Linked DNA regions of Mus musculus: all the other regions are linked to region 4. A link is a loop called in an ENCODE intact Hi-C map of the cell type or tissue named here. Cell type or tissue: heart. All regions are shown on one strand.

Evidence for each region. Hi-C counts contacts between places; a loop is a spot of excess contacts. Peaks named below come from ENCODE experiments on the same cell type or tissue, not always from the same donor. Only the 100,000 strongest peaks of a DNase experiment are listed, where the experiment ranks them.
Region 1: a loop joins it to region 4, with 20 times the contacts of the local background. A loop is called at or near these places in 12 of 42 quality-filtered maps.
Region 2: it touches region 4 in a loop (12-fold over the local background); 15 of 42 quality-filtered maps call a loop at or near these places.
Region 3: a loop joins it to region 4, with 14 times the contacts of the local background. A loop is called at or near these places in 16 of 42 quality-filtered maps.
Region 5: it touches region 4 in a loop (2.9-fold over the local background); 11 of 42 quality-filtered maps call a loop at or near these places.
Region 6: it touches region 4 in a loop (11-fold over the local background); 7 of 42 quality-filtered maps call a loop at or near these places.
Region 7: a loop joins it to region 4, with 2.0 times the contacts of the local background. A loop is called at or near these places in 7 of 42 quality-filtered maps.

What each region holds. Positions count from the first base shown.
Region 1 is chr11:57,472,838-57,476,837 of GRCm38, reverse strand. No RefSeq gene overlaps it. Among named protein-coding and RNA genes, the nearest start is that of Fam114a2, 44 kb to the left of the region's middle. In heart, a CTCF peak has its summit at 1,517 (motif pointing left); no DNase peak of the experiment used is centred here.
Region 2 is chr11:57,785,678-57,789,677 of GRCm38, reverse strand. Galnt10 (polypeptide N-acetylgalactosaminyltransferase 10) reads right to left here. Exons shown (of 12, transcript NM_134189.2): 12 at 2,177-4,000. Among named protein-coding and RNA genes, the nearest start is that of 2010001A14Rik, 14 kb to the left of the region's middle. In heart, CTCF peaks have their summits at 1,574 (motif pointing left) and 2,422; no DNase peak of the experiment used is centred here; H3K27ac peaks cover 387 bases.
Region 3 is chr11:57,547,048-57,551,047 of GRCm38, reverse strand. No RefSeq gene overlaps it. Among named protein-coding and RNA genes, the nearest start is that of Gm51895, 9.3 kb to the left of the region's middle. In heart, CTCF peaks have their summits at 591 (motif pointing right) and 1,965 (motif pointing left); a DNase peak (open chromatin) is centred at 1,927; H3K4me3 peaks cover 448 bases.
Region 4 is chr11:57,932,902-57,936,901 of GRCm38, reverse strand. No RefSeq gene overlaps it. Among named protein-coding and RNA genes, the nearest start is that of Gm33078, 23 kb to the right of the region's middle. In heart, CTCF peaks have their summits at 1,420 (motif pointing left) and 2,437 (motif pointing right); a DNase peak (open chromatin) is centred at 2,351; H3K4me3 peaks cover 618 bases; H3K27ac peaks cover 1,071 bases.
Region 5 is chr11:57,866,910-57,870,909 of GRCm38, reverse strand. Gm33026 (a long non-coding RNA gene) reads left to right here and starts at 1,590. Exons shown (of 6, transcript XR_879887.3): 1 at 1,590-1,747; 2 at 3,081-3,178. In heart, a CTCF peak has its summit at 1,978 (motif pointing left); no DNase peak of the experiment used is centred here; H3K4me3 peaks cover 262 bases; H3K27ac peaks cover 2,821 bases; H3K27me3 peaks cover 415 bases.
Region 6 is chr11:57,616,151-57,620,150 of GRCm38, reverse strand. No RefSeq gene overlaps it. Among named protein-coding and RNA genes, the nearest start is that of Galnt10, 27 kb to the left of the region's middle. In heart, a CTCF peak has its summit at 2,384 (motif pointing left); no DNase peak of the experiment used is centred here; H3K27me3 peaks cover 506 bases.
Region 7 is chr11:57,625,562-57,629,561 of GRCm38, reverse strand. It overlaps 4933424L21Rik (RIKEN cDNA 4933424L21 gene), which reads left to right. Exons shown (of 4, transcript NR_153850.1): 3 at 2,274-2,454. Among named protein-coding and RNA genes, the nearest start is that of Galnt10, 18 kb to the left of the region's middle. In heart, a CTCF peak has its summit at 2,271; no DNase peak of the experiment used is centred here.

The DNA.
Region 1 (4,000 bases), 460 kb after region 4:
CAGTCCACACGCTAGTTAAGCCTCTGTGGTCCATCCATTTGCCTAGGAATTTCATAAATTCATTCTTTTAAATAGCTGAGTAGTACTCCATTGTGTAAAGGTACCACATTTTCTGTATCCATTCCTCTGTTGAGGGGCATCTGGGTTCTTTCCAGCTTCTGGCTATTATTGAACAACATTCTGAACTAACCAGTACCCCGGAGCTCTTGACTCTAGCTGCATATGTATCAAAAGATGGCCTAGTCGGCCATCACTGGAAAGAGAGGCCCATTGGACACACAAACTTTATATGCCCCAGTACAGGGGAACGCCAGGGCCAAAAAATGGGAATGGGTGGGTAGGGGAGTGGGGGGGGGGAGGGTATGGGGGACTTTTGGGAGAGCATTGGAAATGTAATTGAGGAAAATACGTAATAAAAAATATTTTAAAAAAAGCCTCTGTGATCGACTTTACTGTTCATTTTTGACGTGTGCTATGTGTCTAGGCAACCCCAGGTGCTCTGTGAACCCGATTCCTCTGACTGAGGACTGCCTTCCTTGTTCCCCATCATCCTATTACAAGCAAGCTAGAATTAGATCAGGGTGTCTTGGAATTTATTCTGCCTGACCAGAGTCCTGCTGGCTGGACAGAGAAAAGTAGGGGGGTGTACTGGCTAGTTTTGTGTCAACTTGACACAGGCTGGCGTTATCACAGAGAAAGGAGCTTCAGTTGGGGAAATGCCTCCATGAGATCCAGCTGTAAGGCATTTTCTCAATTAGTGATCAAGGAGGGAGGTCCCCTTGCGGGTGGGACCATCTCTGGGCTGGTAATCTTGGTTCTATAAGAGAGCAGGCTGAGCAAGCCTGGGGAAGCAAGCCAGTAAAGAACATCCCTCTATGGCCTCTGCACCAGCTCCTGCTCTCTGACCTGCTTGAGTTCCAGTCCTGGCTTCCTTTGGTGATGAACAGCAGTATGGAAGTGTAAGCCAAATAAACCCTTTCCTCCCCAACTGCTTCTTGGTCATGATGTCTGTGCAGGAATAGAAACCCTGACTAAGACGGGGGGGGGGGGGGGGAGGAAGATAATGGCTGGTCTTAGCATCTTATGTCTGGCTTAGACAGCTCGCAGGTGGGAAACCTCAAACATACCTCTTACCTTCGTGTCTTGGTTTCTGATTCCATAGCTTTGGGAATCAAAACAGGAAACAGGAGCCAGTGGGGTAAGGCAGCAGTGAAAGGTACTTGATGCTAAGCCTGAGTTTAATCTGTGGGATCTACAATGGTGGGAGGAAAAAAAAAACACACAACAACTCCTGAAAGTTGTCCTCTGACTGCCACACAAATGCCCAGGCATGTATGCGTCCCTTACCAACAACCAACCAACCAACCAACCAACCAACCAACCAACCAACCAACCAACCAACCAACCAAGTAAAACAAAACGAACTATAAAAATTCCCACCAAAACCCAAACTAGAAATCTGCTCTGGATTCCAGAGTGCTTGGCTCCATCTGCTGGCCAGTTTTGGTCACTGTACCTTTTTGCCATAATGCACACGCATAACGTCCTCTGTTATATTGCGGAAGACTGAGGCTTCTAGGACATTTCGGTCTACTGGGGAGGCTGGGAGAAGGCTGTGCACATCACAGTTATCCTGAGAGTCCAGTGAGTTGCTGTCACCTCTGGGTCACACTGGTGGTGTTTTCAGCCCTCTGGATCTTGATTCATGATAGAGAATTCCCACGTGTTAGGATTGTCAGGTACTGGAGACCCTAGGGCCTGATATTTCTGATGGTCGCTGTTTTTGTTAGAGTTTTATTGCTGTGGAGAGACACCATGACCAAGGCAACTTTTATAAAGGACAACATTTAATTGGGGCTGGCTTAACAGTTTCAGAGGTTTAGTCCATTATCATCATGGTGGAAAGCATGACATCATCCAGGCAGACTTGGAACTGGAGGTGCCAAGAATTCTACATCTTGATCTGAAGGCATCCAAGAGGATACTCTACTGCAGGCAGTCAGGAGGAAGCTCTCTTCTATAGGCAGCTAGGAGGAGGCTCTCTTCTGTACCAGCAGAGCTTGAGCACTGGGAGACCTCAAAGCCCACCTATAGTGACACACTTCCTCCAACAAGGCCACGCCTCCTAATAGTGCCATCCCCCCCTGGGCCAAGCATTCAAACCACCACAGTCACAGAGGCTCATGCAAAAGCAGGACTTGCTCCAGCTCACACACTCAGGTCCTAGTTTTCCAACACCAGATCCTTAGTGCACAGGCTGCCTCCTCCGTCTCCAGACTTCCTGTCCTGGCTGATCCTTCTTTTCCTTTTCCCCTGAAGTCAGGAGAGCTGAAGCAATAAGCACAGTGCTCTATCCACTTGTTGCCATGGCAACCGCCTCCTCCTGTTCCTGGCTTCAGTCTGACTTGGGGTGTTCAGCCTCCTCTCCAAGCCAGAGCATTCCTGGCGGGATGGACCGTGGAGGGAGAAGGGAGGAGATCCCCTGTATTTGCCTGCAGCTCTGGCCCCCTTCCCTTTCAGCCTCTCGGAGCCTCAGGTTCCCCCAGCCAATCAGTTCTGTGAGATGGCCAAGGATGATGAAGGGGTGGTTGGGTGTAAAGTGCTCTGGGAGTTAGTGAGCATTCAATGTCCATCAGTCAGGACCCTAGGAGCTAACTGCTGTCTGGTTAGCGCAAGAGCTTATGGAGCCCCAGAGCAGGGAGACACATGGAGAGCTGGAAGGCAATTCACAGAGAAGTGAGAAGAAAGGACTGTGGCGAGCGGATGGAAGCACTTCCCATGTTCAGGGACTGGCAGGATTAACATTGTGAAGGTGGGCATATTACCAAAAGAGATGAACAGGTTCAATGCAGACCCCATCCAAAGTCCAATGACATTGTTCACAGAACTAGAAAGCACAATGCTAAAACCCACAGGGGAAGCACAAACACCCTGCACAGCCAAAACGACATTGAGCTAAGAGCAATGCTGGAGAGATGACGCGAATCTTAAGCTAGGTGACACTTACAGCAACAAAACAGCCGGAACTGGCACGAAGCACGGCCTGTCGACCAGCAGAAGAACCCTCCCCACCACAGGTACGAAAACATACACTGGAGGAAAGATGGCCTCTGGACATGCTCGCGTAGAAGACTGAACTGGACCTGTGTCATGCTCAGCCAAGGTCAGCTCAAAGTGGCCCACCTTAACGAAAGGGCTGAAACTTTGAAGTGAATAGAGGAAGACTCTTCAAATCTGTGGGCATGGGTGAGGTGGAGGTAGAGGCAGGAGGATCAAGAGTTCAAGGTCATCCCCCGCTACATATCCAGTTTAAGTCCAGCCTGGGTTGCAGGAGCCTCAGCCTCAAAAATGATACAAAACAATAAGATCAGAAGTAAAACAAAGACATGAAAATAATGTTTAGTATTTTTATCCACTGGAGAAATGCAATTCAAAACTACCGTTGAGAGTCCATCTTAACCCAGTCAGAATGGCTGTTCAAGAAGACATGCTAGCCGTGGGAGGTGGAGAGAGAGAGAGAGAGAGAGAGAGAGAGAGAGAGAGAGAGAGAGAGAGAGAGGATGGATCCTCTACCTTAGCACTGAGTATCCGTTTCCACAGTTCACCTGCCCCTCCTGCATTGTTGTCTCTGAGACCCCCTAAACATTTCCAGCAATTGCACGACAGTTTTTTTTTTCTCTCTCTCTCCAAGTCACTTGGCTTGGTGGCGGCTTTGGGGAGGAAGCTCCTAGTTCTTCAGGGAAAGTGCGTGTTGCAAGCTGTGACAAATACTGCTGCCGTGTTCTGCACAACAGACTGGCTGTCACCCTGGGTACCCTCCAGGACCCATTGAAGACTCTATCCTCCACAAACCATGCACAGAGCTGCCAAGCTCCCAGTAGCTGGTTTGGTCTCCTTGAAGCGAAGGACCTGCCCACACGCAGCTCACGCTGTAGCTACTTGGAGGCCTTTGCTGATTGATGCGAGTCCGTTCCCAGGGTTCTCAGCTGCCAAAGCTGTT
Region 2 (4,000 bases), 150 kb after region 4:
GAGGCTTAGTCTATTATCATGGCAGAGGGCAGCTGTGGTGCTGGAGAAGGAACTGAGTTATAATATTTTTCGAGACAGGGCTTCTCCGTATAGCCCTGGCTGTCCTGGAACTCACTCTGTAGACCAGGCTGGCCTCAAACTCAGAGATCTGCCTGCCTCTGCCTCCTAAATGCTGGGATTAAAGGCATGCGCCACCACTCCCTGGCCCACTGAATTACAATCTTGATCCACAAGGGGAGGAAGGGAGGGAGAGAGAGGGGAAGTGGGGGGAGGAGAGAGAGAGAGAGAGAGAGAAGAGGGAGGCAGACAGATGCTGGACCATAACAACATTTCCAGCCCACCCCCTGCCCCCAATCAAGTCTCTGTAGGATTAGGTGTGTTCTCTCTCCTTGAGGCTAGACCAGGTGGCCCTGTTGGGGACCCACATAGAGACTGAGCTACATATGTTCCGGGGTGGGGGTGGGGGTGCTTTGGTCCAGCCTGCATAGGCTCTTTTGTTGGCTCAGACTGAGAGCTCCCAAGGGTCCAGGTTAATTGATTCTGTTGTCCTATCCCCTTCAGGGCCTTTAACCCTCCCACCCCCAACTCCACCGTAAGAGTCTATGGGGCCATTCTTTTTTTTTTTTTTTTTTTTTTGATGGGGGGAGGGTTCGAGACAGGGTTTCTCTGTATAGCCCTGGCTGTCCTGGAACTCACTTTGTAGACCAGGCTGGCCTTGAACTCAGAGATCTGCCTGCCTCTGCCTCCCAAGTGCTGGGACTAAAGGTGTGCACCACCCCCCCTCCCGCATATATTCAGTTTTAACAAGCAAGCAAATGAATAATCTAGCATCTCTATGCGTGTTGGCAAAGCCTGGGAATTGGACCATGTGAGGGCAAATAAGGGTCTCGTGGGGGTGCAGATCCTGTAAGCCATTCACTCTGGATCTTGCTTACACCCGCCATCTTTCAACTTCTATCTGAGCATCTGCATACAGTAGGCACTGGAAGCTTTTCTTGTTCATTCACCATCGGGTCATAATTCTCTGGGTAAAGAAAGTTTAAAAAAGACAACTTTCTTTAAAAAGTATTTTATTAATGTGAGTGTTTTGCCTCATGTCTGTACTCCATGTACCAGCCTGGTACCTATGGAGGTCAGAAGAGGGCACTGGATCTCCTGGGACTGGACTTAAAAACCGCTGGGAGCCACCATGTGCTCTTCTGCAAGAACAACAGGTGCTTTAAACCTCTGAGCCATCTCACCAGCCCTTTAAAAAGCCTTTTTTAAAAACAGGATTTATTTTATTCTAGGGCATGCTTTTGCCCGTGTATATGCATGGGCACCATGCGTGCAGGCTTGGTTCTGGAGGAGGTGACAGACATCAGTGTATCTGATCCCTTCTAACTGGAGTTAAGGATGGTTGTGATGTGGGTGCTGGGAACCAAACCTGAGTCTTCTGTAAGAGCAGCAGATGCTCTTAACTGCTGAGACATCTCTGAGTGTGTACCTTTAAGAATACTGTCAATCTATTTCTTTCACCTGCTTTCCTGGTACATGACCTTCTCCAAGCTATGGTCCATAGCGCCCTCTGGTGGTTGCTACCTGACAACACGAGGAACAGTTTCTGCTCAGGGTTCTTCAGGGACCAAACCTTCAAGCACTGCTCATTTCACTGTGAACGAAGGCCTAAAGAGGGTAGGAGTTGCACAAGATCTCACTGTAGATGTTTTAATCATGGTTCTACAGATGCTAAACAGCCCAGAAACACTTTGGCAAACAGGTTATTTGTGGCTAATGCGTGAGCTCTGTTTGCCCTCTGGAACTCTTTCTGGTCTAGTCTAGAAGGCTGAATGCCGAGTTCACCCCTGTGTTCCTCCAGACCTGAGCCCCTTTCTGTCTCGTGGCCTTTGCAGGGGCTGCTCTCTGCCCTCTTCTTGGCTTGGTCTGTCAGCCCTGAGGAGCATTTCTTGACAGTTTCACGATGGTTTCACCCCAGTTTCTAAGACAGCCAGCTTAGCTCTCCTTCTCAGCCCTTTGTAACTGCAGTCACCCTTGTTCTGGCCTGCCTTCCCCTGTAGAAATGGCAGCACCTCGATTCCATTCAGTACCCTGCAGGACATCTGGACGCTGGGCAGGCACTCAGTCTTCTGAGGACATGGACAGAAAGGCAGGTGACAAGGGACATGCCAGACACTGCTTTAGAGAAAGTCTGGAGGTTTATTGAACAACCACAGTCACAACTGAACAGGATAAGTCATTCCTTACAAGGCTCTCTCTTCCAGGAGAGGTGGGTGGTCTTGGGATCCGCCCCTCCCCCGCCCCCAGAACCCTGTCTCAGTGCCCAGCTTCCCTGCCTGCAGCCCCTGGACTCCCTGTCAGAGCTGAGTGGACCGCGTTAAGATCTTGAAACCTGGGATGTAGCTACCACTCTCACCTAATGGTGGCAGCAGGGCCCTGGCTCAGCATCAAAACCTTGAACCAAAATATGAGTAGGATTTGCCGGAGAAAGCCTCAGCGGCAAGTGCTGATGAATTCAGGGTGGAATTGCACTCTTTGTTCCTTTCACACTGCCTGACTTTAGACAAACAGGCTGCCCTGAGCACTGGATGCAGACAGTCTCCTCTGTGAGAAGTAGGGACTGCTGAAGCGAGGGGTCCACGCAGGGAGGAGCGTGACAGGAAGGACTGAAGGGGAGTCATGATGCTGACTTTGGAGATCCACTAGGCCGCCCATCAGAGCAGCTCACTGCCGCAACGCAAGATCTATCATTGCTGGCTGCTTTTAAAGCCAGAAGCTCTAGTTGGCAGGGCAGGGTAAGACAGCCTGCCTGCCACACAATGGCCTCATGGCAAGGACACTGCATTCCAAAATGTTTCTGGAATCTCCGGGGCGGAGGGGAGGCCGCCTTTCTAACCACATCTTGTTTTTGTAGTCTTAGCCTCTGAATAAAGCTTTGGAGGAAGAGGCCAGCCGCCCGGCCTGCTGCGTGGGCTGTGGCACAGGCCCATCAGCAGAGTAGAAACCTGACTCTTCAGGACAAGGATTTCCACACCTGAAGCCCAAACAAGGTGGGGATTAAGTATCTGCAGCCAGCCACCAAGCCAACCTGGTTCTTCCTGTGACACACCTCCTCAAGTCTTAGGCTCTAAGGTCAGAGTTCAGCAGTCACAAATGCTGAGGTGCGCTCAGAGGAAGTGACTGCTGGAGAAGGGGACGGAACCAGATGAGGATGGAATGAATCGGGCGAGCAAGGGAGCGAGTGAGGCTAGGGATGGCTTGCGGCAGCATCTGCCTTAACCACCCTAACCACCTGCTCGGCATCCGCTGGAAACCCAGCTGCTCAGCTCGCCCCTGATAGTGAGGTTCAGGCAGAGCACTTCTGGGCTTGTCAGGTCTCTAGAGCTGTCCTGTCTCAGGGAGGGCCGCACAAATAGGCAGTTGTCCCTGCTGTGGGGGCCTCTGGGTCTCAGGTTCTGCTCTGCACTTTCTGCTTGAAGTCAGACGTAAAGACACTCATTGGGCTCATAGGACCCGAATAAGTGTCCCTTCTCCACGCTCCCCTGTCTGTCTGTCTGTCTGTCTAGCAAGGCACTAGTAAGTGGTTCAAGTTTAGGGAATCAGCTGCTCGGCTGCATTTTCTCTTTGTAAAAGGCACGGTTTTTATTGAAACAAGGCCGCATTGCTCTCTGAGGACTCAACTCCCCTTGGCTGCAACACGCATCCCTGCTGGATTCTGGACACCCACCCACTCCCCTTTTTGACTCCTTCCCAGCCGGCCACTTGTCAGACAGAGTGCTCATATGGAAAAGGGCACTAGAAATCCACAAGTGAGCTGTGACAGCACAGGGGCTACGTGGAGGTGGTTCTACAGCACCAACCCGACGAGCCTGGGGACCCGATGACCCCGATCCCAGCATCTCTAAGGCAGAGCTCTGGCCTCAGGACCATGTCTCAGTTACTTCACTGGCAAGTGACCAGCTCCTTGGAGGGTGAGTTCATGTTTGAGACATGGGGCTAAAGG
Region 3 (4,000 bases), 390 kb after region 4:
AAATTAAATGCTCACTAAGGCATTTTGCAGCTGGCATACCAAAAGCCATCTACACTGTCACTGTACTGTGTACTACTGCTGTGCCCAAGTGGGTAGCTTAGCGCTAAGAGGCTCTTGATTGGAGAGTGGGCAGCCCCAGTCTCCCCCCCCCCCCTTTCTCATTCACCCTTCTCTCCACTTTAATTCTCTTGATGACTAGGGCAGCTTTTAGCCTTTCCTAGCCTTATTTCTCCGTTCAAATCTCAGAGTGGGAGTAGAAAAGGTGAGCTAGTAGGAGGGGACAGTGGCTAAACAATGACTGTCTCAGGATCCCACAGCTGTGGGGAGCATGGCTCCAACTTCACCACGAGCAAGCTGGGGAAATCCAAGGCCTCAGACCAATCATAGCACGAGGATGTTTTTATTTAGAGAATGGTCTGTGGTATGGCTGTAAAGCCTGAGGGGACACATTGAGAGGTGAGGCCAAAGTGCTTGCCTCTCAGAGCTTTGGGACTCTTACCTTTTAACAAGGTCTCAGGATAAACTACAGGGCTCTTTGTCTTACTATTTTATACGTACGCTTATGTGTACCATGTGTGCAATGTCCACAGAGGCCAGAAGAGGGCATGAGATCCCCTGGAATGGGTGTGGGTGGCTATAATAAGCCCAATGTAGGTCCTGGGAACCAATCACTGTCCTCAGCAAGAGCAGCAAGTGCTCTTAACCTCTGAGCCATCTCTCCAGCCCAGGGCAAACTCCTGTTTAATGAGTCCCACCAGGCTTAAGTGCTTCAGTCCTCCCAAACTTTCAAGGGAAACACTGAAATCATTTTGTGGCAGGAAAATCAGCAGCTGGCAGAGGACAAACGTGTTGTAAAGCCAGGTGGCTTTTCACTGCCCTTCTGGCTCCCTCTATGGCCTGTTCTGCAGAGGATTCTCCCATCCTCTTAGGGGGCCTCAGACTCCTCGCTTAGCCTGGCTTGGGCAGCAGGTTACTCAAAACTAGTGAGTATCATTTGAGATAGTGGGAGAGTAGAACAGGCCTCCCCTCATTGATTTTCAGGTGGATTAAATGAAATTAAGTTTGTAGTGGGTTTCTGAGCCCATGGTGAGGGTTTCCGGAATGTTTAGCTAATATGCTTAAGAGGCATGCAAATTGTATGCAAATGAACCGGTGGCTCCCCTGAATTCCAAAGCCAAGAAAATGGCTCTGATAAGATCTCTTCTGGCTTTCAAGTGCAAAGTGAGAGCTAATAAGTCACCTCCTGTTATCTGGACACTTGGGTGGCTCACAGAACGTTATCAAGTATCCCAAATGAAGAGACACAGGTGTGCCAACCACATTTTTCAAGTAAAATCTTGAGTCACACATCCAAAAGTGGGTCGAAAGTTTGTCTGCTTGTTTTAAAATTCTTAAGCCCAGAATTTTTGTATAATATGTTGTCATAAAGAACAATCGTAGGTGAGCTTCTAAGGAGAACTGGAGCCGCGTATGTCTGAAAGTGCTTGTGCGTGTGAGGGCTAAAGCACAGGGAAAGAGCCGAGGACATCCGGGGGCACCTTTGAGCCAGGCTTCGTGCCTGCCTGTGCTCTCCGTAATTCTTGGGAATCTAGTTTCTGGATGTCAACTCCACATGTTCACTCTAATTGCAACCCCGGACTGGGCCTCCTGAGTCTGGCCGAATTCACTCTTTCCCCCTCCCCTTTTCTCCCCGGGAGCTGTTGTCTGTCCATGCGTTGTGGCTTTGTTAAACTGTCCTCACCCTGATGCCTTCCTTGCAGAAAGCTTACCGAATATGGCTTGCAGCTGATCTCCCGGAGCTGCCCCCAACCAGATCTTGGAGATAATAATAAACATGCATCCATACCCCAGCTGGGCCTGATTGGTGGCTGTTTCCCACCCAGGAACGGGAGCAGCTGGCTGATTATTAAGAGCATGTGCCCCTGGTCCTATCAGTGGCACCACAGCGGCCTCTGCTGGCTGCCCCTGGAACTACAGTAAGTCTGATCTGGGTTTCCATTAGTCCATTTATAGCTGTTGAGATTTGCTGTGGACCAGATGTGGTTTGACATGCTGTGGAAACAGCAGTGAGAACAGATGTCCTTGTGTTCATTAAGTTTATGCTTTAGAACGGGTGGGGCTGAAAAACCAAATACACATATGTGTCAACACATGATGGATGATGGGATCTATGGAAAAGGTAAAGTGGAAGTGAGGGATACAGAGGGAAGGAGGGGAGCAATGTGTGTGTGTGTGTTCACTCGTGTGCCGTGCATTCGTGCGTTTGTGCCTGATTGCCTGTCCGTGTATTCTGTCACTCTCTGCCCTATTCCCCTGAGGCACAGTCTTTCCCTGAACCTGGAGCTGAAGCTAACCCAAGCCATCAAGCCTGAGCAAGCCTGTCTACACTTCCTTCAGCACTGGGATTTTGTGTTTGAGCCAGACCAAGCCTAGTTTTCTAAGTAGATGCTAAGGATCCTAACGTAGGTCCTATGCTTGCAACAGCAAGCACTCTTACCACCAAGCCTCTGGACAGGCTGGAGGGCGGTGATTTTACATAAGCTATTGGAGAAGCCTCATATGATATGGTGGCTTTAGAGGTGGCAGGTGGGGATCTTGAGGCAGAAGGAACAGCAAAAAGAAAATGTGAGTGTCTAGCTTGATTAGGATGAAGAATGTTAGTGTATCTGGCATTAACCAAGCCCATGGAGAGTAAAAGAAGATGCATTCTGAGAGGTGGTAGGCAGGCTGTGCCAGGAAAGTAGGCCCTTGCCATGGTGCCCAGACCTGGAAAATTAGTGACCCCAGGAGGCTGGATAGAACACAAATGATCAAGTCCTGTGCAGACTGAGAGAGTCAGGCATGCACCAGTGGGGCAGAGCTGAAGTGTGGGAACTGCTAGCTAAAGGGGGGTGGGGGTGTACCAGGACTTTGGCTTTTATTCAAAGACAAGAAACCAGCTAAAGTTTCTAGGCAGGAGAATGATTCGATTTGACTTTCAGAGGCAGACACACCCATGCCAGCTTTTGATTGGTCTGAGATGTGGTCTGGACTCTGCAGTTTCTACAGCTTACCAAGGGGTTCGAATGCATAGGCAGTTATGTCATGTTGGTTTCTAGGTGGAGAGGTCATGGGGTCATGAGAAGAAGCAGGGAGCTGAGCCAGAAGGCATGGCTGTCAGACAGGACAAAGGTGGCTCGGTGGCAGCAGTGAGGAGACAAAGGCTGTGGGTTCTGGCTCTAACTTGAGGCTGAAACAGACGCTTGCAGCAGATCTGAGGCTGGGTTGGCTGTACACGGGAAGCAGAGTTCGGAATGGTTGTCTTTACTCCAAGGTTGCTTTTCCCATTCCAGAAGAGGGGAGGTTGGAAGGGCCAGGAGTTTGATTTTAAACACATTATGCTTGAGATATTTGTTGGTTTGCTTTTGCTTTTTGAGATAAGCTGTGTAGCTCAGCTGTTTTGGAACTCACTTTGTAGACCAGGCTAGCTTGAACTCACACAGATCTGCCTGCCCCTGCCTCTGCCTCCTTGCCCCAACTAAGACGTCTTTTTTGAGGCCCAACTGGAGGTGCTGCCTGGGCTTCACTCAGTGGAGGTGACCAGGCTGGATGTGGAAGCCCTAGGTGCCAGTCGGTGTTAAATGACTCAAAGCCAGATGAGGTCAGTTAGGAGGGAAGAAAACAGACAAACAAAGTCCCCATATTTCTGAGGCAGCTACTGGGGAGTGCCACTACAGGAAGGAAGTAGTTACCTCAGGGACCAAAGAGAAAAACTATAGCAAGGCAGAAGAACGGTCAGAAGCTGATCAACAAGATGGAGGAGGATCTCAGGGTTCAGTGGCATGGAAGCACAGGGGACCACAGTGGCAGAAATCTCAGCACAGGGATGATGCAAGGGGCAGAGTGGGAGGAGGGAAACTGGAGACAAACAGGTTATTGGAAAGTTTTGTCTAATAGGAAAGAACCTGAAAGCTCTACTCATTGTTGGGAGGAGTCTCTACAATACTGGGGAATGAGTAGA
Region 4 (4,000 bases):
TACTTCAAACTCTCTAGATCAGAAAAACATTCTCAAAGCACCATCGGTCTTCCATGTGTGGGCATTTTGCTTGTGTGTATGTCTATGCAGCGCATGAGTACTTAGTGTCCAAGGAGGCCACAGAGGGGATCAGCTCCCATGGAACTAGAGTTACAGATGATGTAAGTTACCATGTGGGTGCTGGGAACCAAACCCAAGTCCCCTGGAAAAGCAGCCAGTGATTTTAACTGCTGAGCCATCTCTTGGCTCTAACCACTGAGCCACCTTGCTGTTTGTTTGGAACAGAGGTTTGCTACGTATCACCAATGAGTCTTGAGCACAAGATGCAGCCTTGGATGGACTCGAACTCGAGGCCATCCTACTACAACTTCCTTGAGCTTACAGGCATGCGCCATCACACGTAGGTAAGAACTGAATTCCCAGCAGTCTTCCCTCTGACGGGGGGCGTGGCTTTAAGCAAATAACTTTCCCTCTCGGTGCTTCACCTGTGGCTTACGGTAACCAGGATAGACCAGGGTCCCTGATAGCCCCTCAGCTCTCTTACGTTCAGTACAAACATCCTCAAAATGCTCATGGAGGAGACTTACGGTGAGAATTTCTCTGGTCCCTTCCCTGAGCACTTTCAGGTCCCAGATTGCCTGGCTCACATAGTCCCTTATTGCTTGCTGTCTTCTCAGGGGCATTAAGTACTGTTATTTGAAGTACACACTTCAAAGAGGGAGACCCAGAGAGGTCAAGACACTGTGCTAGGAGTCACACCGTGGAGGGTGGCAGAGTGTGGGATCTTAGGTAGACATCCATTTGAACTGGCTGCCTAGTTGAGGAGGACTGTGGGTGAACAGAGAGGGGACCCCGAGAGTGTACAGAAAGGAAGGTGAGTGTTAGTTAGAAGAAACTCACAGTCAAAAAAAAATTAATCAAATTTTTGCTCCAGAGGGCTGGGGGTGTGGCTCAGTGGGTTAAGGTGTTTGCTAAGCATGCAGGAAACTCTAGGTCCTGTCCCCAGGACTACATACGCTCGTCTCCTATGAGTGAGGCTCAAGGTTCGATCCTCACAATAATGATGATGACAACAACAGTAAGAAAATAAAAGGTAGAGATCATCTTTGAACAGAGTGAATTTGAGGTCAGCCTGGGATGCGTTAGACCTGGAATCAAACTTGCAAGCGAGCAAGCAACCAGCAATCTTAAAATCCAAGTGCTAGCTTATCCACCTGGTTGTCTCTGTGCACCTCTTCACAGTGACCATAGAACACAGCAAGGGGGTTGGAGAGATGGCTCAGCAGTTAAGAGCACTGACTGCTCTTCCGAAGACCCTGAGTTCAAATCCCAGCAACCACATGGTGGCTCACAACCATCCGTAACGAGATCTGGCGCCCTCTTCTGGAGTGTCTGAAGACAGCTACAGTGTACTTATATATAATAAATAAATAAATAAATCTAAAAAAAAAAAAAAGGAACACAGCAAGGGATGGAAGCAGGTGAGTTTACAGTTATTAGAGTACTCCCGTGCATCTGGAGAAAGCTGTCATGAGGAACACGCCCACCTGAGTGCGCATGGCTGACCTCAGTGTCCCAGTTCCCCCAGTTATGTAGTGCTGTGAGTGGCAGAAAGGGTAGCTCTGAGCCTGCAGGCAGGCACCTGTGCCAGCCAGCACAGGTGAGAGCTGAGTGCTGCCAGGTTTATCAGTTCAGTAATTGAGGGGTCACCAGACAGCTCAGTGGGTAGGGGCGATTGCCGCCAAGCCTGGTTGGTGATCTGAGCTCGATTCCCGGGATCTACATGATGCAAGGAGAGAATCAACTCCTTCAAGCTGTCCATATGTGTGCCGGGAGGTATGTGTCCACACACATATTATGCACACACCAAACAAATAAACAAACAAACACAACAAACAAACAAAGCCTCACCCCAAACCAGAACAGTAGTAGCTCAGGGGACCTTGTCCTTTCTCCAGGCGTTGCCGCAGGAAGATGGAGAAACAATAAACAGAGAGAGAGAAGGAAATGTCAATCTAGGTTCAGAGGTGCAGGAGTGTGCATACCTGAGTGCGTCTGTGTGGGGGTGTGATACAGCTGTCTCCACCTTCTGAGCTCCTAGGGCATCTGGCATGGGGAAGATGAGATTGAGCATCGAGCCCATCCTGACTCGGAATACAGAGTCCTGGGCCCATGGCGGACTACTCACATTTGGGAACAGGGTGTAGCCCGCTCTCTGCAGGACACTTTTCCACGGTGGCAGCAGCCTGACTTAGCCAAGGTCCCTCTTGATGGATGGCACGGGTCTCCTGCCCGGGGATGTCCTGAAAGCCCAGCAGGATGCAGACTCCAGGGCTGAGCGAGACTTTGGTGGCTTCCTGTACCTTGTGGAGGAACCTCGGGCTGGAGTCCCGCAGATGATGGCCGACCTGGTGTCATTCCACACCCAGCCAGCAGGTGGCGATAAAGACCAGGGTTAGACAGGCCAGGGTTTGGAATCTGAGGAAATGAAGAGTTTTCTGCCTCTGTTCCTCATGCCCTCAGCTTCTACCAGAGGGGACACTTAAATAGTCCCTTCGGCCTCCAGGACAACCTTGGGGCTCATCCTGGCTCCTCTGAATACCCGTCTTCTCTCCCAGTGGGTACTGGCTCAGTATTCTCCCTATTGGTACCCTGAGCCCAGCCTGGAACCCAGGCTAACTGGACACTTGTACTGCCCTCATCCTTGAACTCCACGGATCATCATGGAGTCCCATCCTGAGTTCCACCCTAGCCTTGGGTGTAATGATCTCCGCTCATGGTAAAGTGGTAAAGGCAGATAGAAAAGCCAACCAGGGTTCAGGTGATGAGCGATGACTTTAATCCCAGAACTTGGGAGGCAGAAGCATGAGGATCTCTGTGAGTCTGAGACCAGCCTGGTCTACAGAGCGAGTTCCAAGACAGCAAAGGCTAGACAGAGGGAATCTGTCTTGAAAAACAAAACAAAGCAAAAAACAAGAAGAGGAGGAAGAGGAAGAAGAGAAAGGAGGAGGAGGAGGAAGAGGACAAAGAAGAAGAAAAGAAGGAGAAAGAGGAGGAGGAGGAGGAGAAGAAGGAGAAGAAGGAGAAGGAGAAGAAGAAGAAGAAGAAGAAGAAGAAGAAGAAGAAGAAGAAGAAGAAGAAGAAGAAGAAGAAGAAGAAGAAGAAGAAGAAAGCTAAACCTAACAGGGGAAATAGGGTGATTGTGACAGAAGGGAGTGGAGGGGACTGCAGGGGTGTGTGTGTGTGTGTGTGTGTGTGTGTGTGTGTGTGTGTGTGTGTGTGTGTGTGTGTGAAGCTAAAGAAGATTCAGCATAGGACATCTTAGAAGGCCTGGAAAGAAGGGCTTAGATTTAGGAGGAGCCAAGTCAGAGAACAAGAGTGGAGGGGAGAACGTTAAGAGGGAGGGGGAGGGTCACCCGAGTGGCAGGACCTGTCAGAGAGGCCTGGGGCAGGCAGGGTCTGGATTCTATTCCCCGATCAGGGGAAGCCCCTGCAGGGCTCTAAGTGGAGACTGAGAGGCTCCCGTTGGCTCCAGTCTGTAGTTGAGCCCCCATCCTGGCCCCCCTTCTACAGCTAAGACCATGGGGCTTGACTGGTAGCCAGGGCTGCTGACCCTGGCCCCAGGTCTGCAAGGTTAATCCTGGGCCTGGAGCTCAGGCGATTAGCAGGGGGCCACTCCTTGCTGATAAGCTCCCCGCCAGCAGAGGGCTGGGGGAGGAGATGAGTGGAAGGGGAGAGAGTGGAAGAAGGTGAGAGTGAAAGAATTCAAGCCTTCCAGGGCACCCCTGGGGGCCCACACCCTCGTGAGGTGGCAGTGGCTTCCTATGTAACAGCTTGGCAATTTTACACTTCCTCTTGCTGTGTGGATTTTGTTTGTTTGTTTGTTTTTTGTTTTGTTTTTCGAGACAGGGTTTCTCTGTATAGCCCTGGCTGTCCTGGAACTCACTTTGTAGACCAGGCTGGCCTCGAACTCAGAAACCACCTGCCTCTGCCTCCCGAA
Region 5 (4,000 bases), 66 kb after region 4:
AACCAGAGGGGAACTCGTTTCACAAAAAGATTTCACACAACTGTCAGGTCACTTTACAGGAGAAACTAGAGCCAAGACAACAGGCAGTCTGTGATGGGTGAGGCCACACCCTTGACCAAAGTTCTTGACCAGGACTACTTAGCTATGTTTGCCTCTCCCCCTCTTATGTAAACCTAAACTTCACCAGGACCTTGAAGACAGACTTCTTCCCATAGCCACATTGAATAAATCTCCTTTCTCTGCTTTTCATTGTAATCCTATCTCTTTAAATGGTCTATTGCAGACAGGTGGTGGTGGAACCTGGCTGGTTAAGTCTGCCGCAGGCCAGGCTCTTACCCTAGCATCTCCAGTGATATCACCAGACCACAGTAGAGCAGGGCCATATGTACCGGCACTCAGCTCAGCCTTAGCTTTGAACGCTGCCTCCAGATTTCTACAAGGACATCTTTTTGCCTTACTGTAGGCCTCTCTGCCCCCTACCCCCCTGGCTGGCTGTGTTCTCTCTTGACCTCTGCTCTTGGTAGGTTTGGTGGTTCCAGGGCAGTGCCTCCTAAGGAAAAGCCAGAATCTCAGAGATGGGGCAGAGGAAGCCTGGCCATCCCTGGTACCCATGGAAGTGGGATCCCCGAGCTCACGCAGAAAGCTAGTGATGTGTACTGGGCTGGCAGCTCAGCAGGCCATGCCCTGCCCAGTTTTCCCAGTGTTTGTCTTCCTTACAAACAGGATGGCAGAAGATTAGACTAATTAGGAGGTGACTGGGAAGGAGGCAGAGGGATTACTTTCATGAGGAGGGGAAACACATCTCTCCACCCTAAAAGCATCTCTCCACACAGAGATGAGGAAGGAATGGTTTGCACTCTGAACCATCACCCGGACTGGACGGCCCTTGAGCTCCACTGCTTCCCACTTTTATCGAGGCCTGAAAACAAGGTTGTTTCACTGACCCTGAATAAATGGAAGAGGAGGAGACTCCCAGGCGAGAAGTCTGCTTTGTGTCACCCAGCCTGGATCCACAGCTGCCTGGTCCCTTCCCTTCTGCAACTCATTTCTGCTGCTGGCCAAGGCTTCTGTCCCCAACTTTGGTCCCCCTCAGGAGGGTGGGAAATGAGTGTCATGGGTCGCAGACAAAGGAGTCCAAGCAGCATGACGAGATGTCGGTGACTAAAGAATTAGGAATAGGAGACCCAGGACACATCTGTGATGGCCACCTGTGTGTCCTCCTACCCCCCAGGAGCGCCTCAGGTAGGTTGCCAGGGCGCAGGCCTTGAGTCTCTGAAGGTTTCCCTTTTATCATGGCTCTTTGGAGAACAGTGGAGATGGAGTATAATCACAGTGTTGGCTGCCATCTCTCCATAAGAAAGTGTCAACAGTTTCTGTCTTACGAGGAAGAACCTGAAATAAGCCTTAAGGACCTGGAGACATTCCTCCCCCCCCCCCCATCCTCTGAGGGGTTGCCCCCACCTCACGAAGATGCCCCAGGCCACCTGACCTCCATTCTCACCTTCCTGTGAGGCCGTCCTGGATGGTTCTGGGAGGGGCCCCGTGGTGCTGAGAGGTAGAGAGATTGGATCTGGTCAGGGTGACCTTTCTCTCTCTTTTTAAGCTGCAGGCCTCAGAGGCTCACAGCAAGAGAAGAGCAGACACAGGATGTGAAATGAATCCAGGCCTCCTGAGCTCTGTGTCTCTTTCCCCCAGCCCTTTGTGCTCTGACCTACAAAGGACAGGAGTGCTGCGGAGAGCAGGCTGAGTATGGGAAAACAACTGGTGAATGTGTATGTGAGTGCGTGAGTGAGTGAGTGAGTGAGTGAATGAATGAATGGATGGATGAACGAATGCCGTTCCCCTCAGAACAGTGAGAGATAGAGGCTTGTTTCCTAAAATATCAGACAGGAAGGGCTTAGACCCTCAGAAGCTCCCCTTAGCCTGAGGAACTGTTCATCACCCTCCCCAGGGAATTGGGTGCCACCTAGAGGACACTGGGGTCCCAGCAACCATGTCCCCAGAAGAGGGGCCCACCCCATAGTTCCTAAGCCTTCGGTTACACACTCCCTTTACCATTTTTTACTCGCTCCATTTCTTTTCCTTTAAAAAATGAGGACAAAAGCCAGGTGGGGTGACACACACCTTTGAGGCAAAGTCAGAGACAAGGGATCTCTGTGAGTTTGAGACCAGACTGGACTATATGAGTTCCAGGCCAGCCAGGGCAACACAGTGAGGCCCTGTCTCAAAAAACAAACAAACAGGAGCTGGAAAGATGGCTCAGCAGCTAAGAACACTCAAAAACTTAACGGTGTGCATGCACACTTGTACGTGTGTCACACAGATGCACAAGAATACACAGGCAGATAGAAAATGAGGCGTAGCTTGGTAGCGGAGCCCTTGCCTAACAGCCTGGATCAGGTCCTTATTCCATCCTCACGAGGCTCATGCACACCTATGTTACACACATATATCACACACACACACACACACACACACCTTTAAAAGGTCAAGAGAAAGGTCAGGGGAAGTCTGAGTATTGGTCTCCAACTGAAGGGACCACAGTGGGTCTCCATACTGGGCATGCACAGGAGTTATCTTCTAATAAGTGATGGTTTAGGGTCTGCAGGAGACTGACCTCAGTTTAAGGAGGCAGGAGCAAGCTGATCAGTGAGAGGGCACATCCCATCAGCTCAGGTCCAAATGACGGCAGGAGAGTCACTAATGCCCTTCCAAGCTACCTGACATTTTAAGATAGTTTCAACATTTCAAAAATGTGTAACATTAAAAATAAGTAAGGCACAGATAGCTCAGAGTAGTGCACTTGCTTCTAATGTCCAAGGCTTAGGTGCCACAACTGCAAGTGGGGGCTACTCATTTTAAGGTATGGTAGTGACAATATCTGCGGGTGTAGTACCTGGGGTGGGAATGGGGCTGGGGAATTATGAACCACAACAAAAATGGCTCTGTCTCAAAATTTAAGTAAATATGTGTTTATATTATTTATTTGTTTGTTTGTTTATTTATTCATTTGTTTGTTTAGTATTGGGGGGGCAGTGCAGAGATGCCTCAGCAGTTAACAGCACTGGCTGCTCTTGCAGAGGATCCAGGGTCAACTCCCAGCTCCCACACGGCTCACAGCTGTCTGGACTCCTGTCCCAGGGAATCGGTGCCCTCTTCTGACCTCTGAGTGCACCAGGTATGCATGTATGCAGACACCCATGTGAGCAAAGCATTCACACATGTTAAAATAGTAAATCTATTTAGCGTACACGCGTATTGCAGGGGTGGGTGGGGTTCCTGAGAGAGCTTGCAGGAGTCAGTTCTCTCTGTCTACCCTGTAAGTTCAGGGGATGGAACTTGGCTCTCCATGCTCAGCAGCAAGCATCGTTACCCACCTAGCCATTTTGATGGTCTTGTAAGTAAATAAAATTTGTGAATGCGTTTATTGCATCTCCTTCATAGTGAAATTACAATGAGATGAAAATTGTGCTGCTCACGAGCCTCATTTGGAACTGGATGCCCTCTTTGCATGCTTGGTCTGTGGAGTAGGTATCAGCACTGGTCAGTGGAGTAGGTATCCTTACGTTCCAGATTTGTAAACCAAAGCGAGGCTTGCCATGGTGGCCAAATTTGCAGCCTGTGGTCTTAGTATCTTCCCATGATGCCTTCTGCCCGCCCGCCGTCTTCACCCTGCATCCTTACTTCATCCACTCTGCTTGTCAAATACTCCCATTCACCAAGACCTCTGCGTTCTCAAGCAAAAGATCCAAACTCTTTTTGGTCCATCACTGATGCAGGAAACAAACCTACCTTCAGAGCCTCCGTGAGGCTGGGCTGCTGTGCAATGCCTCCCAGAGAACTGACCCCTGCAAGTCCTCTCTTTCTCCCCTCCCTAGGGGAATGCCTTTGAAGCCTGTGGGAAGTAGACTCCCTTGGCCTGAATAGGCAGCACCAGCAGTGAAGAGCCAGGGTCCCATCAAGGGCTTCCGGGCAGGGCTGGGAAATACGGGAAGGCTGA
Region 6 (4,000 bases), 320 kb after region 4:
ACAGACACAAAACTTTTATATATATAATTAGCCTTAATCAGCACTAGAGCTGGGAAGATATCAACCCTCTATGTCTAATTTGTCTTCTTCCCTATAAATAACTCCCAAATATGACTTGCTGTGTTCTGCCTGGGCTGCTCTTGCTCCGACTGGCCAACCCTCATGGCCAGTTCTCATGATCCCTTACCCGATAGCATCTTCCTATTTTAATTCTCCTCTCTCTTTTTCTTGTGGTCCTGCCTCAGACCCCAAGCCTACCCAAGGAACCGAAACAATGCCTACCTCTCTTCTGCCCAGCTTTAGGCTGTAGGCATCTTTATTTAACCAATAGTTTCATATTAAGGAGCAAGGTTACATAGCATCATTTAGTATACCTGAGGATTTCCTTGTCCTTTGGGGGGCAACCAGACCTGGGGGGGGGGCAGTATTTAGCAGTAGAATACATAGCAGCAGACCAAACTTCAACACTCTAGAGTCACACAGGCTGGTAGTTAGTGAAGGACAATCCTCATGAACAGAGTGGAGATCTGAAGGAAAGAAAGGGAGAAAGGCTGAGTAGTTTTAGAGATCAGTTTCCTCCAAAATGAAACATCCCTCCAAGGAAGAGGAAGAAGAGGAGGAAGGTGAAGAAGAGGAGGAAGAGGAGGAAGAGGAGGAAGAGGAGGAGGAGGCTTACTACGATTAGGAGGTAAACAAACTTCACAAGTTTAGGAAAGCTGAAACTGCTAAGATTCACGAGCCCTTCCTCAGAGTCACGGGAAGCAGTAGACAGCCACCAGACAAGAAGACTCTGACCATCTAAGCTGCTGAAAGGACGTTCTTGGACCCAGGGAGATGCTTCCTGGTGGTACAAGGAGCTCCAGGGTCCCAGCTTTTGTGAGTCTGGGTGAGCATTTCAGAGATAGCTCCTTTTGAGTCATTCCTGCTTCTATAAGTGACCCCTTACCCACCGGGCCTGGGCAGCACTGTAGAGCTGGCCCTGGTGGCATGGATGCAGGTGAGCAGGAGAGCTGACCCTGCCCCTTGCCGGCTACAGCATTGGTTAATCTAGCCAGGTCAGTGCTGGACAGCTGGCCCTGGTGGTGTGTGTCTGGGAGAGCAGGTGAGCTGACCAATTCAGCTACCACCCAGGCCCAGATATCCAGGGCTCTGAGTAGGTCCACCCAAACATCTACCTATGAGCTGTTAGAGCACATGAAAGGGCCGGTTCTGCTGACCCAAAACTGCAGGATCTCTATGACACAGGACAACAACATGATATCTGGAAGGAGACCAGGTGAGGATCCAGTATTGATGGTATAACAGAAGCCAGAGCCTTGAACCAGACCAGTGACTCATTGCATTAAACATTTGCAAGAAGTGTGGATGAAAGAGTTTACTGTGGAGCACACTGTGACACACTACAACTTCCATGATGAGAGGCTGTTATGTTTTGTTTTATTTATTTTTATTTTGTGGGTTGTTTTCTTTTGTGGGGGAGGTTGCAAGGGCAGAGGGTGGATATGAAGGGTCTAGGAGATGAGTAAGGCTAGGGTAACAAAGGCAACAAAAATAATCTAGGCTACAGGAGACCCCGTGTCAGTCCACCCCCACTTACCCCAAACAAGAATCAGGACAACAGCAACACACTACAGCAAACCAGAGGAAGTGTGAGCATGCCTGCTCAGAAAGCCCAGGGAGACATGGCGGTCACCCGCCAGAGGCTCTTCTCAGGGTGGTTGACAACTTGTATCATATGATGGACATCTGAGATAAATACTTCTCTGATTGACATTAGTGGCAACCGAGCAGGTGTCAATAGAGTGGAAGTCACATGTCCTGATCACACTAATCTAAGGGGTCCAATGAGACACTGAAACTCGAGAGCCACCGTGTGTTCTAGAAGCATCCAAGAGTCATCTCATAGCCAAAGGCCCCCCAGGCAGAATTTCCAGCGCAACAAAAGTGTCTGGGAGAAGGACTTCCCCCAGGCAGCTGTCCAGGACAAGGAGCAGGGAGGTGGAGCCTGCATGAGGATCACTGACAAGGCAGGTCAGGCAGGACAGGACGCTGTTAAGACCGCAAATGGGTTCTGAGAAGTGTCTGCTTGTGGGTAATTATCCTCGGCGTTTTCCTGCACTCCAGATCTCATAAAGAGGTTTCAAAGACCGGTTCTCTGGGGACTGTTTTATCAAAAGGGATTTAACATGAGGAAAAGCATCTAGATCAAACCCAGCTACTAATTGAAACAGCAAGATCTGAAAGAAAAAAAAATAGTAACAGGAGTTTCTGAAGCAGTGGAGAAACGAGGTGAATATGCAGATTGACCAGAAACCTCAGGGCTGTGGGACTGGGGAATATGGACTTGGAACCTAAACCTGCTGGCTGGTGTGGGAAACACGGGGCGCCACCTGCTGTCTTTATAATTGAGTCACTTATTTCAGGCAGCACATTGGTCGTTTGCCGACCACACACTTCATTCACTGCACACTGGGACTGAGTGAGCACCCGGCCCAGCCTGCCTTAGTCACCTTGATGGGTAGGGGAGGTGTTTCTTTTAGAAGCCTGTGGTACTCAATCCCCCACTCGGCCATCTTAGCTGGAGGAGCCGCTTCCTCATCTCCCTACCCCTGTGTCGTTCCCCCCCCCCAAAACCCCACCGGTTCATTTCTGACGGTTTGGTTTTACTCTCAGGTCAAATTGGGAGTAAGAGTCTGAAGTCTGGAGAAATAGCTCCGTTGGTAGAGGGCTTGCCTGGCAGGCATGAGGTTCTAGATTCTGTCCCCAGCAAGAGTAAACTGAATATTATTGTGCATGCCTGCAATCCTGGGGTTTAGGAAGTGGAGGCAGGAGGAGTAGGAGTTCAAGGTTATCCTAGGTAGCATTGAGAGATCAAAAACTTCCTGGGATGTGTGAGACTTATCTGTGACTTAAAAAAACAAAACCACCACCAACAAAATATCTATTCATGAACAGGAAGAATGCCGTCCTTCCCCGGCTCTCCCAATAGCCACACAGTGATCAGATCTTGGCCTTGACTCTCACAAGCTGTGTACCTGTGAGCAGGTAGCGCATCCACACTTTTCTTCAGCTTCCTTATATGTGAAATAGGATAAAATGTGTGAGGGCAGGCAAGATGACTCACAGGCAACAGTGCTTGCCATTAACCCTAACAACCTCAATTTGACCTCCGGAAACCTCATGGGGGAGAAAACCAACTCCTAAAAGTTGTCCTTTGACCTCCGCATACATGGGATGGCTTGGATGAATCACATGCACACACACACACACACACACACACACACACACACACACACACACACACACATTCACATACTATATATATGTGTATGTGTAAGATAAATAATAAATACAATGTAATTATGTTTTAAAATAGAAAACTATATGGAAGGTGCATGGAGACATTATAATTAGAGCACAGGGTGGGAGTGGGGCTATTTGTCAGAGGGTGGCTTACCATAAATTTGAGTAGTTGTAGGCTTCTGTTTGCCTCTCCCGAATAGAATACCTGAACTCCAGCAGAGCTGTCTGACCCATCCCTATATCCCCAACCTTACTCAGTGTCTCAGTCACTGTTTTTGTAATGTTCTAAGGAATAAAAGACCCACCCCACAGTGCGTGGTAGGATTGGGGGGTGGGGAAAGTGAGGAATGCTGGGGAGAGCAGGTGCTCTTTGGAGGTTGCCTCCCAAACACCTCCAGCAGCTTCCTGTACTTGAAGCCACCATAAAAAGCATCCTTAAAATGGAGGCAAGCAGGAATCAGGAGAGATCTAGAGCCCAGCCTCAACCTTGGCGCTATGCTGTAGCATGCCCAGGGAAGAGAACAAGAAAGCAGGCAGGCAGGTACAGGAGCCCACGGGAAGGCAGAGGCAGGGTGAGCAATCAGAGGTGCTCCAGGTGGACATTTAGGAGGCCGAGACAGAGCCGGGGACACCGATGGTTGATAGACACATCGTAGAAGCTGAAGAAGCAAAGGAGGGAAGACAAGTGTTGGGCCTG
Region 7 (4,000 bases), 310 kb after region 4:
CACCGTGGGGGGACCCCCGGAGCTATGAGCATCGCACGCCAACCTCCCTTTCTTGTTCCAACTCGACAAGCAACTGTCATTTGCTTATGTGAGATCACCTGTGAGTCAAATGATGGACAGGCTGTCTCTGGATTTCTAGTTATCCATCCCCGCCCACCATAGTGCCCGCTTCTGTGTCAGACACGTGCCTCCTGCTTGAGAAATTATCTCTGTGCTAGGACTAATGCAGAGGAAGGCCTAGGCGGGAGGCAGACATGGCAAATGCAGTCTGCAGTGTCAGAGGTGCACTGTCCCCTGAGAACGGGAAGGCACTAAGAAATGGAGACTCAAGGAGACGCCCTTCGGATCAGCTGTCAGGAAGTGGTTCACCTTGGAGCTAGACAGCTGTGTGCCTTTAACACCTTGATGTTAGGATCCCTGGCCTCCAGCACCTGCCTGGCCCAACCGGTCATCTCTCCATGGTCCTGCAAGGACCTCACAGTACACGGGCTCTGACCAGCAGTGTATCCCCATCAGGCACTAGGATTGCTCAGCTGGTTACATAGGCTGGAAAACCTCACGCATTCCTGGGAAGGGCCCAGCATTTAGGAGCTCTGTATGTACTGACTCTCTGCCTGTCAACCTCCAGTGGCTTAACTGCCACCCCTCTTGAGTATTTTTCATTCATATTTATTTTAAACTCTGTACATACGTGTGTGTGTGTGTGTGTGTGTGTGTGTGTGTGTGTGTGTGTGTGTGTATGTGTTAGCGTGCATTGAGAAGGTGCAAGTGAGAGGCAAGTGTGTGCACACACACGAAGACCAAAGCTCAACTGTATGTGTTGTTCCTCTGGACCCATCAGCTTGATGTTTGAACAAAAGCTCTCACTGGGACCTGGGGCTCACCGATTGGCCAGGCTTTCTCCACCTCTCCAGTACTAGGATTGTAGCCATGTGCCACAAGATCCTGCTTTAAAAAAACAAACAGAGGCTGGAGAGATGGCTCAGCTGTTAAGAGCACTGGCAGCTCTTCCAGAGGCCCCAGGTTCAATTCCCAGTATGCACAAGGCAGCTTACAACTGTCTGGAATTCCAAAGAATCTGTCACCTTCTCACAGACCTACATGCAAGCAAAAACATCTATGCACATAAAAATAAATAAATCTTCAAACAAACAAGACAAAACAGGGGTTCTGAGGATCAAATGCAAGCCCTCATGTTTATGCATCAGGCACTTCACCAGCTGAGTCATCTCGCCAGAACCCTTCTAGATCATTCATTTCTCATTCATCCTTTGTACTTCAGGTCAGGTGACATAGGGCAGACCTTCTGAGCCCCCAAGGCAGATCATACCCCTTTATATACTAAGTGTCCCTTTATTATACTTGGCACAGTAGTAATATTGCATCTGCCAGCATAATTGCTTGTGTTATGTGGGTGGGCCTGGCTTTTTAGACTAGAACTCCCACAGGGTGGAAACCATCTCTGAGTCTCCCCATTACAGCCTCCCCCATAACCAGCACAGCATCCACCAGAATGAGTGAAGGAGAGGGTGAACCCATTAGCTAACTGGCCCAGCCTCTGCACACTCCAGAACCTTCTCACACCTAGGACAGGGGAGGTGAAGCCGTCCATCTCTAGCCTCCCCAGTCCAGTCTCACAGCTGACCTCATCTTCTGAGTGTGTAGTACTGGCATCTCTAGTGACTCGTGGAGACTTCTGGGGGACACTGTTCTCACCTCTCAACACCTCTCAACATTCTTCCCCTCTTACCCCTACTCTCAGCCATCAGTGCTACCACACCCTGCTTCTTATCGTCGATTCTAGGGGACCAAACTCAGGTCTTCATGCTTGTCTAGCAAGCCCTCTACCTCCCCAGCTCACAACATAATCTTAAGAATCCAAAGATAAAGGGTTAAGGGAAGCAAATGTGATTTAATATCCACACCGCCCCCAAACACACACACACACACACACACACACACACACACACACACGCTTGTGAATACACACACTCTTGTTTGCAGTCTGGGCAACAGCCCAAGTCTTCATTTCCTTCCTTCGGCTTCACTGGCTGTGAGAGGTGACGCTTCTCACCTCACCAGAACCTGATGGCCTAGCTGAATGCTGACACAGGTGACCAGAGGATCTGCAGCATCCTGACCCTCTCCTGCCTTGGCCCCCAGGTGTAGCTGCTGGTGTAGATGGATAGAGGGGAGCAGGATAGTTAGACAGGGTCCAAGCCAGAGCAAGCTGGACAAGAAGGACTCATTACATGACTCCGCTCATCCTGCAGGGGCCGCTGTGTGGCTGACTTCAGGAATGTGAATGGGGCTGCCAAGTGTGTGACTTGAAACCATACTGGTGCACCAAGGATCTTCAAGGTATGCGACAGCGTTGAGGATGAAAGAGAAGATGGCCCAGGAGCTGGTGGTGCACACGTTTATTCCCAGCACTCAGAAGGCAGAAAGTGCTCTGTAAGTTCAAGGACAACCTGGTCTATAGAGTGAGTTCCATCCAGGACAGCCAAGGCTACACAGAGACACTGTTGGGGGAGAGAGAGAGAGAGAGAGAGAGAGAGAGAGAGAGAGAGAGAGAGAGAGAGAAGAGAGAAGCTAGGAGCCAGGGCTGGTAGGACATACCTACCACCTTGTCAGGTTTCATGGAGAAGATCCTGCTAACAGTAAATTTCAGCTTGACCCTTGTAAGTCATAACATGTTTGTCAAGATAGGAAGACGGTACGTGTATTGTGTTCAAGGTATTACCTTAATTTAACTTCCCCTTCTTAATTCAAATGCTGACTTGTGAGCCCCAGTTTCCACTGACGCTCAGACCCTACAGAGTTTTGGGTGAATCTCACTACTGGAGTAAGCTAGATACCACGACTGCTTGGTCTCTGCTGCTCTTCACAGGGTGAACACGTCTTTAAAGGTGGTAGGCAGCACACCTGGGTGGGTGTCCTCAGGAGCAGCCCCAATGTGAGACTTTTCTCCTTTCAGAAGAAGATATGATTTCTGTCAAATGACAGCAACTTGCTTTGGCTCGTTTAACCTAAGAAAGAGGCCTAGACCTTGTGGGGCTGAGGTCTGGGGCTCCCAGCGAGTTATCCAACAGTAGTGGGAGGGTTGGTAGAGTCAGTTCACCCTAGGCACTGCCCCACAGCATCTTTGGGCAGGTCACATCAGCTCTCTGAGCCCCAGTTTCCTTCTTGAGTAGATGTGAGCGTAGCATGCACACAAAGAGAGCACGTGCCAGGGACTTCATTGTTTATTCATTTTACAGTTTAATTTTTATGAGTGTGCGTACGATGTGTGTGGGAGCATACATGCCACAGAGTTGAAGTCGGAGGGAAACCTGGTGAAGTTGCTTCTTACCTTCCACCCTTATGTGTTCCTGGGGTGGAATTTAGGTTGTCAGACCCAGACAGCAAGCACCTTTACTGGCTAAGCTGTCTTGCTGACCCACATCTGAGTCTATATAGCTATGACACCATGGGTGGGTATTTGTCAAGTGACAGCTTCTACCCCAGCAGCTGTATGCTTGGCTTGATTTTTGACAAATGTGTGGGGTGTCCCTCTGGGTCTTTGGTCTTCCCTTTGGATATTTCTACCCTGTAAATCTCCTGCCTTTGGGCATTCTTCTAGCTGACTGTGCAACTCTGGTCTAACAGCTCAGGCAGCCTGTGTTTGTGAACATGTTCCCAGCACCCTTACATTTAAATTTATTTTGTGTGTGTGTGTGTGTGTGTGTGTGTGTGTGTGTGTGTGTAGGTGTATGCCATGGCATGCATGTGGAGACCACAGGACAACTTATAGAAGTCAGTTTCTCCTACCATGTAGGTCCCAAGGAGTAAACTCAGCTCATAAGCCTTGGTGGCAAGTGCCTTGATCCACTGAGCCACCTTGCTGGCCCATGAATCTGCAATTTCATGACCTCCTCAGCTGATAGGCATATAAGAGATGAGTCTTGGGGCAAACCCTGCAGCTGAGAACTCAGGCTGGCAAGGAGAACCAAGGCTGGCT